Regions from separate parts of the Homo sapiens genome. Here regions 2 and 3 are each linked to region 1. The links are chromatin contacts, found by Hi-C or POLR2A ChIA-PET in ENCODE. All regions are on one chromosome and are shown on one strand. The core of a region is the stretch at or near the end of the contact, and the rest is flanking DNA. Distances in the headings are between cores, read along the strand shown.

What was found. A loop is a pair of places that touch in the nucleus more often than their neighbours do. ChIA-PET counts read pairs that join two places held with the same protein, here RNA polymerase II (POLR2A). Pooled maps may share reads with other maps.
Region 2: a map of aorta shows a loop between it and region 1 (2.4-fold over the local background). The contact joins two enhancer-like sites. A Hi-C loop is called at or near these places in 4 of 168 maps with a recorded cell type or tissue (aorta, astrocyte of the cerebellum, chondrocyte and 1 more) and 1 of 50 pooled maps. POLR2A ChIA-PET finds 5 or more read pairs at or near these places in 1 of 52 experiments (Panc1).
Region 3: a loop to region 1 is called in a map of cardiac septum, with 2.7 times the contacts of the local background. The contact joins the promoter of PDZRN3 here to the enhancer-like site in region 1. A Hi-C loop is called at or near these places in 1 of 168 maps with a recorded cell type or tissue (cardiac septum). POLR2A ChIA-PET finds 5 or more read pairs at or near these places in 3 of 52 experiments (AG04450 and WTC11).

What each region holds. Positions count from the first base shown.
Region 1 is chr3:73,656,930-73,661,292 of GRCh38, forward strand. No RefSeq gene overlaps it. Among named protein-coding and RNA genes, the nearest start is that of PDZRN3, 34 kb to the left of the region's middle. Within about 2 kb of position 2,087, at least 2 of the 41 ENCODE cell types and tissues checked have a DNase peak (open chromatin) inside an H3K27ac peak, as active enhancers do.
Region 2 is chr3:73,717,006-73,721,368 of GRCh38, forward strand. No RefSeq gene overlaps it. Among named protein-coding and RNA genes, the nearest start is that of LINC02005, 90 kb to the right of the region's middle. Within about 2 kb of position 2,611, at least 9 of the 41 ENCODE cell types and tissues checked have a DNase peak (open chromatin) inside an H3K27ac peak, as active enhancers do.
Region 3 is chr3:73,622,710-73,627,072 of GRCh38, forward strand. It overlaps PDZRN3 (PDZ domain containing ring finger 3), which reads right to left and starts at 2,232. Exons shown (of 10, transcript NM_015009.3): 1 at 1,394-2,232. The coding sequence starts at 2,116. PDZRN3-AS1 (PDZRN3 antisense RNA 1) reads left to right here and starts at 859. Exons shown (of 2, transcript NR_046681.1): 1 at 859-1,256; 2 at 2,703-4,363. RefSeq lists an enhancer at 1-165.

The sequences.
Region 1 (4,363 bases), core at 837-3,336:
AAGTGACAATAACTGGCAAAGAAGTCTGTCCAATTTTCTTTATTGAATTTTCAGTGATTTGGTAACATTGTGTCATCTATTCCATGCACGGTTTTTAACTTTTCATTTTCATTGTTGTCTTGCATTTCTAAAAATTGCATGCAAAAAGCAGATCATTTTTAGGCTGATAGGGGGTGATATTTAGAGTAGAAATGAGGATGCACTCTTGTCTGATGAAATATCAAAGCGACATTAGGAAAATGTAAAACACACAAATCAGCTCCTTCATACAAAGTAGTCACTACTATTCATATAATTCCAAAAAATAGAAGAAAGTGCTTTCCAATCTAATGACTTACATAGATTGCTTTCTTTCCAGTGGTTTCTGTTGTTGAATGTATTCATCATCTAATTTATGACCCTTTCAACATAGATATTCACTTAACAAATATTCATTATGAACCCACCTTCTTCCAGGCACATTAAAGACATAAAAAGAAAATATCTTTTTTCTGTACCTTTGTTTTTTCCAGATTAGGAGCTCACCAAGAACAAATTTATAGTCCATGTCTTAGTCATCTTTGCATGACCAGGGCTTATCCCTGTGCCTGGTATATAGCAGACATTCAATAAAAGTTTGTTGAATAAATGACTAATTTCATTCTCAGGGAATTCATGAAAATAGTGGCATAGGCAAATGTGCATAGTATAAATGTGGCATGAGGGGATAGGTGCTATTAATGGAAACAGAATGTAATCTAGGTGGGTCCCCAGGGGATGAAGGATACTAGTCTATTTAGGGAGGTGAGGACCAATATTTTATTATTTTTTGCTTCCTCCATATAATGTAATGAAATCTCCCTGCCACTTTCAAATCCCCCCTTTTAAGTATTTTTATGAAAATGGGGTTTGCTCACCATGCTGACCCCTCTGTGGTCTCTCTTCTCTTTCTGGTTTTGTTTTTTGGCACTGCCATCTACTCTCACCACCTCTACCCTGGACTGGACCACTTTTCCTTCCCTTCCCTAAAGCACTTTAAGCAGAAATGTTGTGGAGAGTAGTAGCCTTTTCCTGAAGTTTTGGGTAATCACAGACCATAGCCAGATATGATTCCAGATGTGGTGTTTGACATCCTCTGTCCACACAGTTCCCACAATCTAATAACCATTCCTCACCTCTGGAAAATTTCTCCCTAATCATAATACCTGTCCTCCCCCATCCCCGATAGGCAGCTGCTCACAAATCCTGGTTTATTTCTTCATGCCTACCAGGTGAGCTCTTCTCTTTCTACTTCCAATTCATGCCTAGACTTTTGTGTATCCCCAAATTCCTGGTGATGTTCTGCTACACGACGGACCATTGACACTAGGTGTCTGGCCTTAGCATGACAAAGAACTGGAGGGAACTTCACACTTCAAGATCATACCCTTTCGCTGGAATCTCTTCTCCACGGACCAGAACAAACTGGACTATTGCAAGGGTGAAGAAATGTCTTTCCTGTTACACATCTTAGCATAGTGCTAGACATGGACAGGCACTCAAAGGTATTTAAAAACAGCTTGAATGGAATGCAAAGGAGGCAGAAGAGTGGATGGTTCACCAGGGAAATTCCTAAGGGGAGTCAAGCAGAGATGGATACAGGCTCACAGGTTAGTCTTGGCAAGGAAAAGGGGCTATTCTTTCTCAGAAGCAAGCAAAGGAAGACAGGGACAGTGAAAATTAAAAAGTAAATGGAATCAAGGTGTATGTATTCCCTTTGATTTACTCTGTATGAAGATAGGAGTGGGTTAGGCTTGGGGAGACTCACCAATTTGATTTGCCCCCAGGGGGGTGAGACACGTGGCATATCTAGAGAGGGAACTGGAAACTTGGGAAAACTGATGAAATCAAGGGGAAATAAAGAGTTTAGACCTTTGTACTCCCTGAACATGTGGAATCAGCTTTAAACATGCCTTTCAGAACTCTTGGAGCTCTTTTATCAAATTTATAGGAGTTACTTCTTGTTCCAAAAAACAAAATGTCAGCAGGCCTGGTTCTTATTTCTTTTCTTTGATTTGTCTGGAACTCCCTTTATCATCTCTGCCAGTTCCAAGGACAGTTAACACACGGAGTGAGGCGCAGTCAGATCCCAGCCATTGCTTTTTATAGTCCCGCTACCTTACCAGACTGTACAGACACACACAATTTTCCAGCTTTACACCGAGAAAAGAACAGAAAAGAGAAAGAATAACGAGTCATACCCTGTTGTTTTCGTAGGATGTTCTGACTTTGAAAAGGGATTGCCTTACACTTAAGTAATAAACAGTGTGTTGTGGGACAGATATATGAACATTCGCTCTCCCCAGTTTGCCCAAGTCTAAAATAAGTAAAATAGTTTTTTTTACTGTGTATTTATTTTACTGCATATTTTTATTATCTTTTACAGGCATGAACTGAAATAGATAATGAGATACTTATAAATTCCGTAAACATCCTGATTGGCAGAATTGCATGATTGGAAGGATGCTTTCAGATCACTGAGTTCCATACCCTCCTAGCATTTGCCATCCCTTTATAAAGCCCTCACCAAATGTCATCTGTCTTACCTGTACCAACCCCCTGTATGCATAACTCGTCATCTTTGGAGGTATTAGATTGGTACAAAAGTCATTGTGGTTTTGCGATTACTTTTAACAGCAAAAATCGCAATTACTTTCTCACCAACCTAATACTTCATGCTCTCTTTTGCCAGATAGGACTATTGGGAAGACTTTATTTATATAGCAACCCAGTCCATCCACCATCAGTCCCGATTCAACCCTATAAGGCCCTACAGCAAATGGAATCTTTACTCAAATGTTCATGTCAAAATTCTAAGAGTCATTCTTTATTCTCCTCTGTCGCATACTCCTTTTCCAATCCATCCACAAACACTGTCAGATCCGCCCTCAAATTTTATGACAAGCTTTGTCCTTTTTCCTGTCCAAGTCCACCGCCCTAATATAAGCCACCATCATTCTGTAGCCTGGACTATGGCAATAGTTTTCTAACTAGGGTTCATGCTTTCATAGTTGCCTGCCACCATTTATTGTCTCTGTAGCACCCAAAGAAGATGTTTTTAAAAATATAGTCATGCATCACTTAACGACAGGAGTACTTCGTGAGAAATGTGTCATTAGGGAATTTTGTTGTTGTGTGAACATCATAGAGTTACACTAACCTAGATGGTATGGGCTCCCACACACCTAGGCTATATGGAATAGCCCATCGCTCTTAGGCTATAAACCTGTGCCACATGTGACTGTCCTGAGCACTGTAGACAATTGTAACATAATGGTAAGTATTTGTGAATCTAAATGTAGAAAAGGTACAGTAAAGATAGGGTATAAAGGATAAGAAGTGGTACACCTGTATAGGGCACTTACCACGAATGGAGCTTGCAGGACTGGAAGTTGCTCTGGGTGTCACTGAGTGAGTGGTGAGTGAATGTGAGGGCCTAGGACATTAATGTACCCATGGTAGACTTTATAAAAACTGTACACTTAGGTTACACTAAATGTATTTAAATATTATTTTACTTTCTTCAATAATAACGACTGTAACTTTTTAAATTTATAAACTTAATTTTTTAAAACTTTTTGACTTTTTGTAATAATACCTTAAAACACAAACACATTTTAACAAAAATATTTTATATATTTTTATTTATATATTTATTTATATATAACATATAATATATAATATATATTATAAATATATATATATATATAGTTTTTTTTGAGATGGAGTCTAGCTTTGTTGCCCAGGCTGGAGTGCAGTGGCGTGATCTTGGCTTGCTGCAAACTCTGCCTCCCAGGTTCAAGTGATTCTCTTGCCTCAGCCTCCCAAGTAGCTGGGATTACAGGTGCCCGCCATCACACCCAGCTAAATTTTGTATTTGTGGTAGAGACAGGGTTTTGCTATGCTGGTCAGGCTGTTCTCAAACTCCTGACCTCAGGTGATCCACCCACCTCAGCCTCCCAGAGTGCTGGGATTACAGGTGTGAGCCACTGCGCCTCAGCTCTATATTCTTTTTCTGTAAACTTTTAATTTAAAATTTTACTTTTTAAACTTTTCTGTTAAAAACTAAGACACAAACACACATTACCCTAGGCCTACACAGGGTCAGGACCATCAATATCACTGTCTTCTACCTCCACGTCTCGTCTCACTGGAAGGTCTTCAGGGGCAAGAACACGCATGGAGCTGTCATCTCCTATGATAATAATGCCTTCTTCTGGAATATCTCCTGAAGGACCTACCTGAGGCTGTTTGATAGTTAACTTTAAAAAATGGAAGTAGAAGGAGTATGCTCTAAAATAATGATAAAAAGCACAGTACAGGAAAGTTATAAACTAGTTAACAT
Region 2 (4,363 bases), core at 1,361-3,860, 61 kb after region 1:
AATCAGGTTTTCATCTCCACCACTTCACTGAAACTGCTTTTGTCAAGGTCACTGATATGGGTTGGCTCTGTGTCCCCACCCAAATCTCATCTTGAACTGTACTCCCATAATTCCCATAATTCCCATGTGTTGTGGGAGGGACCTGGTGGGAGATAATTTGAATCACGGGGGCAGATTCCTCTGTACTGTTCTTGTGGTAATGAATAAGTCTCAGAGGTTTCTGCTTTCGCACTTCTCTCATTTTCTCTTGCCGCTATGATGTTTAAGAAGTGCCTTTTGCCTCCTGCCATGATTCTGAGGCCTCCCCAGCCATGTGGAACTGTAAGTCCAATTAAGCCTCTTTCTCTTCCCAGTCTTTATCAGCAGCATGAAAGTGAACTAATACAGTCACCAAGGGCCTCCATTTTGCCAAATCCAATGATTCCTTACCTCCCACTGGGTCCCTCCCACAACACATGGGGATTATGGGAACTACAATTCAAAGTGAGATTTGGGTGGGGACACAGCAAAACCACATCACCAATCCTACTCCTGTCTCAGGGCCTTTGCACTTGCTCTACCTCCACCTGAAATCTTCCTCCACTAGATCTTCACATGACTTGCTCACTCGTTTCATTCAGTGTTCTGCACATGTCTCCTCCTCAGAGAGGCCTTCCCTGACACCCCATCTAACAGTGCCTCCTGCCTCCATTGTTCTCTGTCCTCTTGTCCTGCTTTGAATTCCTTCATAGCACTTAGCACAAACTGACATGACTTTATAAATTTCTTTGTTTCCTACTTGGCTGCACCACTAGAATGGAAACTCTCTGAGGACATGGGACATCTTTGTCTTGTTCACTGTGGAATTTCTAGTGTTTAGAACAATTTCTGACAAATTGTAGATATTGAATACTACTTAGATAAATAGCTACAGTCATTTATTAGAATATGGATGTGTAACAGACACAGCACTAGGTGCTATGAATACTGGGACAAATGAGACTATTCCTGCCCTCGAGGAGTTGCCAGTCTTGTGCGGTCATTCTTGACATGTTCTCCTTGGGCCATCAGCATTGGCATCATGTGGGAATTTATTAGAAAGACAAATTCTCAGATCCCATCTGGACCTACTGAAATAGCAACACCATGAGTGGGGCATCTGTCTGCATCTTAACAGGACCTCCTGACAGCACAGATGTGGGGTGGAGTTTGAGAACCACTGGTCTAGTGGGAAAGTCAGATCTTAAGCAGTTATGGTATAGTGCTGGCCAGTGTCATTAGCAAATGCTAGAAGTTTAAAGAATTTCTTTGTTATAGGTAAGACTACTGTGCCAGTTCAAATAAATTCCCCAGCATATTTGTCATTTTCCATTTTCTTATTGTTTCCATTTTTCTAAAGCAAGTGAACTTATACTCTGAACAGAAGGGAAAGAAAAACAAAACCAAAACCAAAACTGCAGGTTCAAGACCAAGGGAGTTGTAGCCTAGTTTAACCAGTTTTCTAAATCCAGTTAAACTAGGTTATAACTCTCGGGGCTGGCCCACGCTCTGTGCTGTTTAAATTACAGAATCTCAAAGTGGATTGGAACAACAGGCCCAGTGTTGCCTGGTGTGAGCCTGCAAAGTACCTAGACAATAGAAGTCACTCACAAACAAGGACTTAATACAGTGCTACGGATCAAAACCTCAGTGGAAAGTTAGCCTTGGTCCAAGAAAGCAGGCCAGCTCGATTTCAGCCCCACTCTATCTGCACTGTCCACATGTGAGTGTCTCTGCTTGAGGTTTCTGTTAATGAGTTATTAGTACAGTTTTTAGTGAACACCAGTGGGCTATTTCCCCACCACCCTTACAAACACCAATTAGCCTGTCCAGACCTCTGATTTCAGCATCAGATAAAAAGAAGACCTCCTGGATGTTTCTACCTCATATTTACCCACTGAGCAATACTTTGTGAACCAGTTTAATTGGCTTGAATACCTCAGACATGCTATCAGCTGATAAATCAGCAGGCGGCTCTTAGAAAATTAGGTCAACCTTAATCTTATTTTATTTAGAACCTGGAGTTGGAAAGAAAGAAAGAAAGAAAGAGAGAGAGAGAAAAAAAAGAAAAGAAAGGAAGGAAAAGGATAGAAGTTTGACTAGGTTTCATTGTGTTGAATTTATTGGCTATTTCAAATCTTCCAGGATGTCTGCTGAAGCCCATATGAAAACAGTTAAATGCTATTCTAACAGACTCCAATATGCTAGGAATATGATAGGGGATGTTGAATGGAAAATTCTCTAATTACTATGTTCATATTTCATGGTGAAATATATTCAAGATTAACTATATTCTAATGGGATGGTACATGTATCCAAAACATTTGGGGGCAGCTTGGTTGGGTGGGAAGGAAAAATAGCTTAATTAGGCCAGAGATAGAGTGTTCATAGAATTTCTTGTTGTACACAGCTAGTTTTAAATTTCTTGTTTCACAACTTTGAGCTACTGTTTATGAAATCAGCATTGTTAGGAAATAAATTTGGTCAGCATGCCCATCTTTCCATTTCTACACATGTGGGGCCATATTTGATGCAATGTGAGCCGTTAAGAGTCAGGGCAGCCGCCTAAGGTAAGGTATGAGGTACATAAGGCCCTCTGTGGGTTTCACAGTCATCTACTGAACTTGGAAGCCAGTCAGATTTTCTGAAAATATACTGAAAATGACGTTAAACTACAAAGCCGAGTTTTCAATATGTTGTAAACATCCTCACAGCGAGAGCAAAAATAGCCCACTTTGATTCATTGCCTGCCAATGCTTGCTCTCAAGAGTAGCCAAGAGGAGCAAAGAAGCTGGAAAGGAAAAAAGAAAACCAGAAAGAGACAAACAGAGAGACAAGAGAGAGAAAAAGGGTCGCGGGTTAAGAGAGACAGAGAGAGAGAGCAAGAGAGGAAATTTTAAAGTAAACAAGCAGCTCTAAGTACCCTGGACTTAACTTGCTGAAAACTTCAGTGGAAAGGGCAAGCCTCACTCGGAGGATCCTCGGATAATAAAAGACGTCTTGGTTTTATGAAGGTAACTGGCATTGGCAGAGCTGCTGGCTGCCTGCCTGCATAGTCCCACGACCTATGACTTAATTTGGATTTTGGATTCATGCAAATATGAGCATCAGAGAGGAAATAAAGTCTCAGCTGACAACCAGAATGAATTTCCTAGCAGAGCTCATGAGTACATCCTTACTGTGGAGAAATAAGGGGTTTTCCAGGGCTTCCCAATTCTCAATGCTTCTAGCACTTGGATATAAAATGTTAAGCAGGGTCCATTTATAGATGACAGAGGGAGGAAAAAATTACAAGAAGAAATGATGTTCATAATATTTAGAGTACGCGCATGGGAAAGATATTCAAAAGAAACAATGCTGATTATGTAAATATTTTCACTCCAAAGTTTGATGAAGTTAGTATTTGTTTTCTTATTCTCTACTATTTTTATTGCAAATTTATAGAATTTAACATTTTTTTCTTTTACAATGGCATTTTTAATTGAGTTTTTAAAACCTTCAAGCATGTTTAATTCCATTGCATTCTTCTTCTTATTCCATATTCCTTTGAGTAGCTCACATCTTTCAAAAAACTTTGCTCCTGGATCTCGTAGACTCAATTTTAGAACTGATGTTCCCTGTTTCAGGCCACCATATTTGCTCTATTTAATAACATGTTATTCCAGGGATTTCATAGATCACCAGAGAAGCCCTAGTTATCTGCTTCAGCCCAGATTCCTGGGTCCAAATCCCAGTTGCACAGTTTGATAATTGTTCAACTTTCACAAGTTACATATTTTCTCTGTAATTCAGTTTCCCCATTTTCAAAATGGAGACAAAAATAATACCTATCACATAGGGTTGTTGTGGAGGTTAAATGAGTTGGTATAAATTAAACGCTAGAATAATTCCTGGCACATGGTAAGTACCATAGAAATGTTAGTTGTTATTCTGAGTCACTCAATCATTAATTTATACATTCAAGTTTTATTGGGTTATCTATGCTCTACTCCTCTGACTACAGGGCCTTTGCAACTATAGTTCTCTTCGTCTCTGTTTTTTCCCTCTTTACTCGAATAAACTATACTCTTCCTAACTTAACCTGAATGCCATTTTCTCTCAGAGGTTCCCCTGTACCCCCAGAATAGATCAGATTTTCAGTGTCCTCAGTTCCCTTCCTTCATCACGTTTATAAGAGAGTTTGTAATTATGCATTTGGCTTTTATTATTTGGCAACTATATGCTCCTCCCTAGACCATGCACCCCATAAGAGCATGTACCACGCAAGTTTTTGTTCACCATTGTATCCTCAGTGACTAGCGGAGAGTAGATGTTCAAGAAGTAATTGCTGCTGAACCAGCGGGCA
Region 3 (4,363 bases), core at 982-3,481, 34 kb before region 1:
GTAGAATCTGAGTCCGGCTCTGCTCCCTGAGTCACTACTTAATTTTGGACAAGTTATATAACTTCTCTGAGTCTGTTCCCTCATCTCAAAGGACAACATAGGTAATGCATGTAAAGTACTTCCTATTGTTGGTGGCACTTAATAAACACTCAATAAATGGTCCTTGTGGTTGCACTGAGGAGCAACATGATAGTTTATAGAACGTGGGCTGGAAAGATGGGCACGCAAAGGTTCAACATGCAGCTTTGCACCCAAAAGCTGTGACCCAGGCATGAAACTGCCCCTTAATGAGCCTCAGTTTTTTCATCTACTAAGTGGGAAGGGTCACACCAACCTCACTTGATTAAAAAGGAAATGACTGGGAAGAATGCAGCACCCAGCCTGGAGCAAAGTAAACCCTCGCTCAAGGGGACCGCTCAGGTGGAGATGTTAAAAATAATTCTAGGTAACACTTGTTGAGCATTTATTTACTCTCTGCCAGGCACAGTACGAGGCCCTTCTACTAAACTCTCTCCCTGAAGCCTGACAAAAACCTTTCGCACTGAGGGAAACTGAGGGATCTGGGAATTAAGCCAGAAGCTCACCCAGCTGGTCAGCAAAAAGCCCAGATTTGAAAACAGTTTTAACTCCAGAGGACTCACACTTAATTATTACTTTATACTTGTTGGGGGCAGAGTGCTCCTTTAATTCTTTCTGAAATCCCTGGATGAATACCTCAGGGGTGCCTGGCTGTGTTTTTACTCTGTATACCACGTCTCTAGGGACCATAGTTTCCAACTTTAGAGAGGTTAAGCAGCTTGCTCAAGGTCAGCCAGCTAGTTGGCTGCAAAGCCCACGCTTGCATCCAGCTTTTACCCCAGAGGCCTCTCTTCTGATATCCTTCTTAACTTAATCTACACTGGCTGTGGGTTCCCTTTATTTTTTTTTCTGGAATCCTAGAGGATGCACGGATACAATTCACCCAATGTGTCCATCTCTCCTCTCCTAAGTGTCAGTCTATAGGTTTCTGACCTCTAGAGGGTAAGCAACTTGCCCGAGATCCCCTAGCTGGTCTGAGCAGCAAAGCCTTTGAACGCAGTTTTGACTCTGGAGCTGCATTCTTCATTCTTATCCTACACTTGCTTGTGAATTCTTTTTCGTCCTTCCAGAATCCCTGAAGCTGTACAGCTATACTTTACCGGTTACGTCTAGACTATAAAGGACCACAGTGTTCCACCTCAGGCAGGTTCAGCGACCTGCAAGTAGTGATACAGCTGGTAAGCAGTGGAAGAAGAGGGAGGAAGCAAGGATGTTCCCGGGAAGCTCGGGGCATCCCTGTACCCAAAGGGATGGGGCGGGGCCCTGGGTCCCCAGGGATCCTGGCTGGAGGTCGGGGCGGGCAGCAGGCGCCTACCTTGCCGCCGGGCGGCGCGGCCACGCAGCGGCTGAGCGAGTCGAGGCGCGCGCTGTATTCGGTGAATTTCTTCTGGTAGCGCAGCGCGGTCATCTGCAGCTCAAGCTGCGCCGCGGCCAGCTGGGCCACCAGCGACTTCTCGCGCTTCCCAGCGCGCAGCGCCTCCTTCTTGAGCGCCTTGTGCAGCGCGCCCAGGCGGGCCTGGAGCGCGCCGTTGTGCGCCCGCAGCGCTCGCGCGCAGCAGTGGCCGCCCGCGCGCTGCTCGCCGTGCGTCAAGGGTAGCCCGCAGCCCTCCTGGCAGCGGCCCACTGGCCGCGCGTCGCAGGCGTCGCGCATGTGCGCCTCCACGTCGCGCCGCAGCAGCACCTGGCCGCAACCCGCGTGGCGACAGCGCGCGGGCGCGAAGTCGCAGCGCTCGAGGTGCTCCGGCAGCTGCTGCAGCTTGACCACCCGGCCGCAGCCGCGCGTCGCGTACGCGCACTTGATGTCCAGCTTGAGGATAAGGCGCTTGAGCGGCAGGACGTGGTTGAGCTCTTTGGCCGACAGGCGACCGCGGCAGCGCGCCGGGCAGCTGCCCTCCTGCACCACCCAGGGCAGCACGCAGCCGGCGCAGAAGACGTGGCCGCACGGCGTGGTCAGCGGGTCCTCCAGGACCTTGTGGCACAGCGCGCACTTCAGGTCCGGGTCCACGTCGCCGTCGAAGCGGTCCAGCTCGAAGCCCATGGTGGCGGCCAGGCCCCGGGGTCGCCGCCGGGCGGCCGGGCGCCCCCTCCCTCCCCACGAGGCGGCCCAGACAGGCCGGCTACGCCGCCCGCGCGCTCGCTGGCTCTCCCCGGACTGAGCCTAATTGATCCAGACTTCCTCGGAAAATGCCCGAGGAACAGGACTCCTCCGGCCGTATTTGCGCGAGCGCGAGCGCACATACATCGTGCCTTGGATGCCTCCCGCCAGCCCCCCGAAAAAGGGAGGAGGCTGGAAGGCAGAAGCGCGTGGGAGGACACTGAGGCTCGCCAGAAGGGACGGGCCAGCCCAGGACGCCAGCCTGAATCTTCTCGGGAAACTCCTTTCTGTTCTCTTACAGTCTACGCTATAGGAGACAAAACGCCAGCCGAGAAAAGCTCGCTGAGTTTGGAGCTGAGGCTACTGCTTTCTCCCAAGGGTTCTCTTCGAGCCCCTTCCCGAACGGATCAAAACTTTTTTACTCCCTTCTCCCTCCCCCTTCCTCTAGTGGCTGATTGCAGAGGACTAAAAATATCTTGGGGCCCGCTATCTCAGCACTTACGGTCTTTATTTATTTATTTCATTCCAGGGAAAGTTACAGAGCCTGCGGGAAGCTCCGGCTGCAACTTCAGTTCTGACCAGAGGTTCTGTGAACCTTCAGGATTTAGCAGGTTTCCAGGACCGGTGGGTGAATCTACCCGGGGAAGTTTTGGTGGACAAGAGCTGCTCGCCAGCTGTCGGAGTGGGAGAGGCCAGCGTGCTGGCTCCATCCACTTCACCTAACACCTCTGAAGTGTCTGCCCTGCAGTGTGGCAAGCGTGGTGCTGAGCGCTTCTAAATCCGTCGCTTTAAAGATCATTAGTACAATGTTGTGAGAGGGTTAGCTCCATTTGAAAATTATTTTCCCGTGATTACAAAAGAAGCGATGCTGACTGCAGAAGTTAGAACTGGGAGAAGACTCATCACCCCCATGATCATGTCAACAACTGCCCTCCTTCAGTTTTGGTTTGTTTTGTGTGTACACTCTGTCATCTTTCCATTGAGGAAACTCAGGCTAGAAGAAGGATAAAAACAAAACAGAAAACAAAACAAAACAAAAGTGCCCTGTAGGGTCCTGTAGGTCAGTGTTTCTCACATTTTAATGTGGTTGCGGTTCTGATACAGTGGGTCTGGGGCGGGTTCTGAGAATCTCCATACTGAAAGCACTTCCAAGTGATGCCAATGCTGCTAGTCCATGCTGGTCCTTGGATTCCCACTTGATTGGAAAACCCTGGCGATCCATAGATCTGGACATTCATTCCCTGCAGTACAGCAAACCTGGCTGGGTAGGATTCAGCAACAGTCCTGAGCAATGGAGGAATATTTTTGGAATTCCAAACTGGGTGTAAAGTTCATAGCATCATCCATTGATTTTATTTTATTTTATTTTTACCTCCCAAGGCTATAGACATTCCTAAGAAACACGCAGTCAGCTTTTGGTGAGAGTGGAATCAAGCTATGGAATTCTCATTTGGAATCTGCTTCCAGTTTCTGAACAGTGAAGCGGGAGAGTTCTGAACAGTAAAGCAGGAGCTCTGTATTCAGCGAGACTCTGGGGCCTGGAAAGTGGGATTACAGCATCCATTTTGTCTAATTGCTTTCCTTCTTTCTTTTATGTGGCTGCTAAAGCCCCATGACCTTCACTATTTAACTGCTTCATCAGAGTGAAAGAATTGCCTTGATGTTCATAAGGATTACTTGTTTCACACTGACCTTTAAAAAGTTGTCACTCACTAGATTTTTCAGTGCATGGTTGAGGTCACTGGACAGTGTTCTTTAATCAGTTTTGGTGGCATTTGTTGCCTATTTGAGGTGGAGACTTTCTTTTAATTGCTTTAATCAATTAATGCATTGCTTTGATAGGATTCTGCATGGGGTGGAATATTATTGGCCTTTGTTCAGATAAGCTTGTGCCAGGGAATCCTCCATCAGTATATTCATTAAACTGCTCATGGGCTCTCAGATAATGGGTAGGAAACAAATTCTTTCACCAAAGGTGTGTGGGCTTGTCAGTTTCACAGAATGAGCTAGTGTCAACAGGGTGATAATCTTCAAACCAAACTGGTTTTGAGAAACAGAGAAGTTCTGTCCTACACCATAAATGTAAATTAGTGCTTACTTGGGGTGTACACTTTTTTGGAGATGTTCTACCACCCCTCGGGTGGTCTCCCAGATGGCAGATTGAGAGGTTGTTGCTGAAATGCTACAGCT